Regions from separate parts of the Homo sapiens genome. Here region 2 is linked to region 1. Evidence: chromatin contacts called from ENCODE Hi-C data. All regions are on one chromosome and are shown on one strand. Each heading gives the region's core, a stretch centred on a gene start or an enhancer-like site at or near the end of the contact. The rest is flanking DNA. Distances are from core to core; before and after follow the strand shown. Region 1 holds the start of LAMC1 (laminin subunit gamma 1). Region 2 has its middle 19 kb from the start of LINC01686.

Region 1 (3,776 bases), core at 107-2,606:
AGTGCACTTCCTTTTGTTCATTCTGCACCAGGATTAGCAGTCAAATCGCTTTGTGGTTCTTAATTAAGGCTGAGCAGCTATAAAGAACAATAACTTCAAAAGTGAATTTATGTTTTAATTACACATAGGCAATATAGGCAGCGAAGGCATTTGCTCCCCTCAAATTCCCCCTTAACTCAACAGAGCAATCACCCTCAGCCCTGGAAGGACATCTAAACATTTTAAAGGCGAAAGTGTTTAAGGCGGACCTTCTTGTTTCCGATCCAAGAATGCGCTGTGATGACCTTGCTAGCAAAGAGAAAAGTGGGGATGGGAGTTTCTGATTAACGCTTCAGAAAAAAAAGGGGGAAATCACAATCCTAACAGCCGAAATGCAGAATAATCAGAGAGCCAGAATCCCGTTAAGTCAGAAAGAACAGGAAAGCAGAGAGACTCGTGCGGAACATCCTGGCCCTCACGGGATGTTAAAAGCAGTATCTATTTAAGAAGTTGGAGAAAGGAGTTTCTGTGTGGCCCATGCCGGGGAACAGAGAGCAAACACGCGGCCGTCTGCGCCCGTGAGGCCGGCCACTGGGACGGAGCCGGTCCGGGAGCTGGGCTGCTGGCGAGCAGTAGCAGGGGACGGGGCTGTCACCGCTTACCCAGGTGCAGCGTGAGGTTGATGGAGCTGGGGTACTGCACCCCGGCCAGCATGGTCTGGCTTTGCCACCAGGTGGTGTCGGCCTGGTTGTTGTAGTCGGTCAGGAAGGCTGCCCCGTGCTGCAGGTGGGGCTGCCCGGCGTCGCACAGGTGACAGGACTTGGTGACCCCGGTCACCCCGGTCTGCACACAGTATTCCTCGGGCGGAGTCCCACACGTGTTGGTGGCCACCACAGTCACGTTGAAGGCGGCGTTGACGAACTCGGGCATGCAGCGCTGCGGCCGCCCGCCCTCGTCCGTGCACTCGTCCATGGCTGCCTGGGCACAGCCCGCCGCGGCGGCCGCCGCCAGCACGGCCAGCACGGGCCAGAGCCGCCCCCGGGGCCGCAGGGCCGGCGCGGCCCGATGGCTCCCTCTCATCCCGCCGCCCGCACGCTGGGTCACGGCGAAGGCAAGGGCACCGGCGCGTTCCTCTCGCCTAGCGGCGTCCCCCGGAGGCCGCTTCGCTGCTTGAGCCTGGGGGCCCAGGGGCCTGACTCCGGCGCGGGCGGTGGCGGCGGCTCGCGCCGGAGAGACTGACGGGTGGGCGCCCCTAGCGAGGACCGCGCTGCTCGCCGACCACTGCCCCCGCGCGCCGCCTCCGCGCTTCCCTCACCTACCCCGGGAGCAGCCTGCACTCCGCGCCGACCCCCGACTTCCGAGCGCGTGCCCGAGTGCGCGCCCCCGGGGAGGAAGGAGCAGGGGGTGGGGTCGGCAGGGTGGGGTGGGGTCTGGGCGAGGAGAAAGCCCAACCCTGTCTCCTCTCAGCAACTCCCGCGGCCCCTGGGGCAACTCCCCGGCCCACCGCGCCCCATGGACTGCGCGTCCGCCCCGGCGACTCCAGGAGGCGGCGGGGGCGGGAGCAGCGGCGTCTCGCGCTCGGGCCCGCGGCGCGCGACCCGGGGGGAGGGGCGCGCGAGGTGGGCGGGGAGCCGGGGGAGGGGGTTGGGGGAGGGGAGGGGAGAGGAGGGGAGAGGAGGGGAGGGGAGAGGAGAGGAGGGGAGGGGAGGGCGGCTGGGTGGTGCATGCCGGGAGGGAAGGGCGGCCTCGCAGACCCGCTCCCCGCGCGGGAGTCGCTGGGGTCCTTGGGCTCCGCGGCCTGGGAGACTCCGGATTGCGGGAGGAGTCGGGGGAGGGCGCCTTAGAGGGGCGATGCCGGGTCAGGAGGTCGCTCGGGGTCGTCCCTGGGGCCTCGCGCCAATTTGGGCTGCGGCAAGAGGGTCCCCGCCCGGCCAGGTGTGGGTCCGAACCGGGAGCGCCCGCTGCTGCCCGGGGCCCCGCTCCAGCCCCTCCCGAACAGAGGTCCCGGGGCGTTCATGGGGCCGACACGGTCCCTGGAGAATCAGAAGGGCCTGGTCGCAGCAGCCAGATGAGTTTCGTGAAGCGATTTCCTGCCGCTGATTTAAAGTGTAACCAGTCGTTTTACCGGGGCAAGGAAGGAAGTGAAAAGGCTGGGAATGGAATGAATTTTTCCCTTGGGTACGCACGACCCACTGCGAAATTCTTCCACTGTGTTGTTTGTGTTCCTCGGCTTGCCTTTAAAAGACTCGAAATTATGTGGATTCTGACATCCTCCTTTTCGGGCCTGCTGAGTCACGGAATATTCTCAGTGCCAGAATGACTCAGTTCACAGAACCTGAGCCAGAAGATCATGAGTTTTAGTCCCGGAGCAGAACCTGGGCGCTTACCCAGTGCTGGATACGGCAAGCAGAGACCAGGGCAGGGAGGCAGCAGCTTGAAACCCTTGGCGTCCCCAAGCAGAGAGGATGCACATAGTGAATGACACGGATTTGTTTTGTTCTAGCTTTTCAGGAATTTAATGATAAAGTGCGGATAATAAGTACACCGCAAAAACAAAACAAAAAAACACATGCATAATTTCGGACCCAGTTGTCCCATTAAGATAGGCGTAATGGGAATCTGAAACAAGGAAATAAGTATATGTTAGGTGACTCTGGATAGTTAGGGTTAGTTAGACGCAGACTGCTGATTAGGAAAACCTTAAGGATAATGTTCTGGTAGGATGAAGAAGGGAGGGGAATCTAGGGTCTTGTTACACGGCTGAGCTTACTTAGCAAGTTATGTTCATCACTGTTCCGTTTATTTGATGAGATGGGTGGAGATTATGCATGGCTAAAGGTGCCTCATTCTTGGCACCTTCTCTTTGGGAGAATTAAGTTGTGGGGACTAATAATTTTTTAATCCTTTCATACATGAGTTGAAGCGAAATAAATACGTTCATTTACACCTAGAGGGGATTATATGCTCTCTCAGTCCTTCGTTGTACTTGAGGACAAACGTGGGCATATAGGACAAAAATAAGGATGTTAGTTGTGAATAAAGCTACAGATTTGTAATAAACTTGTTTATATTTTAATAAACATATTAGTGAATTTGCATTATTATACATTTTTAGTACTTTGTTATATAGTGGCCAAAGCGTGGGTCTCTATTTCCAACAATCAAAATAAAGACAAGGAGACCCCCAAAGGCTGTGAAATCAACATAAATGGGTTTGTCATTGCTGCCTTTTGAGTCCTAATGTCCAAGACTAACATCAAGATATTACTTATGCGAATTTTCCGTAACTTAATTACCAGAGCTTATCTGATATTTGTAAAGCACATAAAGAGACCTTGAATTAATCTCTCAATTCTCTTGCTTATGGAAATGTGTCACAGTGACAAACATCTATTTTGAAAAGAGGTAAAGTGTAACCAGCCAGTGGGCTTGATGATAAAAATTTTGCTCCGTTATTTGGATCTTGATTCAAACAAATCAACGGTTAAAACAAAATTTTTAAGACAATTTGAGAAATTTGAACACTAACCAGATGTTTGATGTTATCGACAAATTATTTTAGCCACCTAGAGATGCCACAGTCTACTAGACAGTATTTAAAGAAAAAAAGTGAAAGTGTGTAAGAATTTCTTTTACTGCAGGTTACCCTGTTTTTCAAAAAACTCCAGTCTTTTGAATGCACGTTCTTAAGTGCTTAGACATTTCATTATCAGCCGGGCGCGGTGGCTCACGCCTGTAATTCCAGCACTTTGGGAAGCCGAGGCAGGGGATTACTTGAGGCCAGGAGTTCGAGACCA
Region 2 (3,670 bases), core at 636-3,135, 390 kb after region 1:
CAGAGTCTCGCTCTGTCGCCCAGGCTGGAGTGCAGTGGCACGATCTTGGCTCACTGCAACCTCCGCCTCCCAGGTTCAAGCAATTCTCCTGCCTCAGCCTCCTGAGTAGCTGGGATTACAGGCATGCGCTACCACGTCTCAAACTCCTGACCTTGTGATCCACCCGCCTCGGCCTTCCAAAGTGCTGGGATTACAGGAGTGAGCCAACGTGCCCAGCCGGTTTGCTGGATATTAAGGGAAATGGTTTTAATTGTATGTTCTAAAAATGAAATTGTCAGGATTTTCCAGTAAGTGCTTTATTAGGTCAGTTTTTACCAATAAGCAAGATTGATTGAAACCTGCAACTCCTCAGAGCCTAGATCGGCAGCATCTCCCAGGAAATAGTGAGGAGGGGGTGAGGAGCTGGGAAGGGGTTGTGGGACCGTGTGTATCATAATCACATGCAAATCACAGCAGCCTAGGAGACAGTGGCATGCTGGGTCAGGGCAATCTTCCTCTCCCGCCTCCCTGCAACATGGGGAGAAGGAGAGTTGGTTTCTGGGGGATGAATATAGAGCAAGTGCTCATAAGCAGTTTTGGCCCTCATTTTGGCCATGGCATGGTTGAAATGGGGCAGGCCCAGTGAGAACTGATCCAAGACCAGAGGGAAAATAGGCTTGCATTCCGGACTCAGGGGCTGCAGTTGCTGTGATAAAGTGACTTGCAGAAGAGAAGGGGAGCTATGGGACCCTCGCTCATCCCGCTGGCTAACGGCCCTTTGCAGGTGACTCTGTGGAGAGACTTGTTTCAGCCAAGAGGACACATCCTCATGCAGAGGGGCAGCATCTGGGCCTGCTCTGCAGCCATGGAGACAAACTTGCTCTGTCAAGGGAGCAGCTGCTGGCCACCTGCTCACCAGTCCAGGCTAAGCCCTTTTCTGAGCAGGAGTGTAGGAGCCTGATCCCTAGAATACAGGGCTGGAGGTACAGTAGTGAGCGAGCATGGTGTGTTTTTGCTAGCCTGGGCCATTAGTTTTCCAAGGTGGCCCGGGTGCCCACCCCACCTAAGGTCCCATACACAGGGAACTCTCAGCATGCTGAGGTTCCATGCATAGGGACCCCTCAGCTGTCCTTGCCTGCTGACCTTTTTGTCTCAGTAACACCTAGACCTGCTCCCACTTCCTTGCACCAGAAGCAGCATCTGTTGCAGAGCTGGACCAGCTAGCAGGAGGCCGGGCAGAGATTAGTAAGGCCAGGCCACTTTGGAGGAATTCTGGGGCTTCAGCCTACTCTCCTTTGTCCTCCACAAGGACACATGCGGTCTACCCTGTGGGCCCGATCAGAGCCAACAGTTGCCACACTGCCTCTCTAATGTTCATTCTCTCCCTTTTTACCCAGACTATAAACTCTCAGAGGGCAAGACTCAAATCTGATACCTCCTGGCCGGGACACTTATAGGATACATGATTAATACCTACATGCTGTGCGATGATGCATCAAGGTAACACGGGGCTGTCCTTCTGTGCAAAGATGATATCCTGACCCTCTATATGTAGGGCTTCAATATTAGGTCATTTTTCCAGCTATGATCCACACTCTCCCCTTATCTCCCTTAAAATCTTTAGTAAATTCCACCAGAAGAAGGCCAGGCTGAAGGAAGATCTGTGGCCTTGGGAAAGAGTGAGACTCCTGTCCCTGAGCCTGAAGGGACTCCGAAGAGGGGTTTTATAGGCCCTACCACGACGTAAATAGACACAGATCGGTGAACCCTGTAAGCCTGAGGGCAGCGAACAGCTGGTGTGCCAAGGGCATATTTGCCTGGTAATTTTAATTTTTAATTGAATGCCCATCTGCCCCATCGCTGACATCATAGTGCAGCTGCAGGTCTTGTTTTTCCTTCCTGTTTCATGCGCCTGCGGCATGGCCTTGCACTCAGGGATAATTAAATGGCTCTGTGGGTGGCCTCACCCTGGTTAGTGGATGTATGGGTTGGGGTTGGGGGCAGCCCAGGCCAGAGGGCCAGAAGTCTCCAACAAGGGAGCCTCAGGCTTTGTGTCAGTGTACCATGGGGGAGGGTGGGGCCCGACTGGGGCAGAGCCTGGGAATACCTTATTTGATGGGAGGGAGTAAGTGTCTTGGGAACAGGCTTGTCCTGAAGCCTGGAAAGATTTGCCCCTTCCATAAGAAAGCCCTCAGTCCTGGAGATTAAAGGGTTCTTGTTCCGAACCAGGGCCAGAGTTTTCCTAACCTCTGGGGCTTACCCAGCATAGGCCGAGGCACATGAAAACAGGTATACAAGTGCCCAGAACCTTCAGTAAATAGAAACTCTTGTCTCAAGCTTGTATAGTTTCCTCATTACTCTGATTTCCCCCTACATCCCCCATCTCCAATTTTTTCCTCAACTTCTGTTCTTTAGAGCAGTCCTGGATTCAAATCCTGATTCTGGTTATTTACTAGCTGTATGATTTTGAACAGTCTCATTAACTTCTCTCAGCCTCAGTTTCCTCATCTGTAAAATGGACCCAGCAACTCCACTCCTAAATATGTTAATCTCAGAAACATTTTTTATGTGAACACCAGAAAACATGTACAAGAATGCTCTTAGCAGAACTGTTAGCAATAGCAAAAGACTGGAGACCATACAAAGGGCTCTCATGAGAAGAATGAGAAGGATAAACTGTGGTACATGAGCACAGTGGAATATCATAAAGCTGTGAAATGAATGAACTCTAGGGACACTATAGTAACCATATAGATGAATCTTAGCAAAATAATATTGGAAAAAGGCAAGTTATTTTATTACAATTTAAATATAATCAAAATAAACAATATATTTTAAGATTTCCATATACATGGAATAAATCTAAAAGAGAGCAAAGAAATGATTGGGGATGGGGTTGGCTTGGGTAAGGGAAGGTGTAGCAGGATGAGCCGCAGACAAAACTTCTCAGACACCGAGTTAAAGAAGGAAGTGGTTTATTTGGCCGGGAGCATCAGGCAAGACTCCTGTCTCAAGAGCCGAGCTCCCCGAGTGAACAATTCCTGTCCCTTTTAAGGGCTCACAACTCTAAGGGGGTCCACGCAAGAGGGTCATGATCGATTGAGCAACAGAGGGTACGTGACAGGAGCTGCATGCACCGGTGGTCAGGCTGAAACAGAACAGACCAGGAAGTTTCACAATGTCTTTTCTATACAATATCTGGAATCTATAGATAACATAACCGGTTAGGTCAGGGGTCAATCTTTAACTACCAAGCTTAGGTCAGGCAGGCCCAGGCCTGGTTTCGGGTCTGGTTCCTAGGCTTCGGGCCAACTGCTTTTAGTTTTGCTTTTCTTTTTTTTTTTTTTCTGAGTATAAAACAATATAAAACAATATGAGAAGGTCTGTCTCTCTTCTCTCATTTCCTCCCTAGTAAATAGAAATTCTTTTCTCAAGCTTGTATAGTTTCCTCATCGCTCTAATTTCCCCCTACATCCCCCATCTCCAATTTTTTCCTCAACTTCTATTCTTTAGAGCTGTCCTGGTTTCAAATCCTGATTCTGGTTATTTACTAGCTGTATGATTTTGAACAGTCTCATTAACTTCTTTCAGCCTCAGTTTCCTCATCTATAAAATGGACCCAGCAACTCCACTCCTAAATATGTAAATCTCAGAAACATTTTTTATGTGAACACCAGGAAACATGTACAAG

The links. A loop is a pair of places that touch in the nucleus more often than their neighbours do. Pooled maps may share reads with other maps.
Region 2: a loop to region 1 is called in a pooled map, with 3 times the contacts of the local background. The contact joins the enhancer-like site here to the promoter of LAMC1 in region 1. A Hi-C loop is called at or near these places in 2 of 37 single-sample maps with no recorded cell type and 1 of 50 pooled maps.

Annotation. Positions count from the first base shown.
Region 1 is chr1:183,021,000-183,024,775 of GRCh38, reverse strand. It overlaps LAMC1 (laminin subunit gamma 1), which reads right to left and starts at 1,356. Exons shown (of 28, transcript NM_002293.4): 1 at 642-1,356. The coding sequence starts at 1,059. RefSeq lists enhancers at 440-993, 1,549-2,103, 2,104-2,659, 3,397-3,776 and silencers at 948-1,087, 1,108-1,177, 1,228-1,617, 1,648-2,037.
Region 2 is chr1:182,632,071-182,635,740 of GRCh38, reverse strand. No RefSeq gene overlaps it. Among named protein-coding and RNA genes, the nearest start is that of LINC01686, 19 kb to the right of the region's middle. Within about 2 kb of position 1,885, at least 3 of the 41 ENCODE cell types and tissues checked have a DNase peak (open chromatin) inside an H3K27ac peak, as active enhancers do.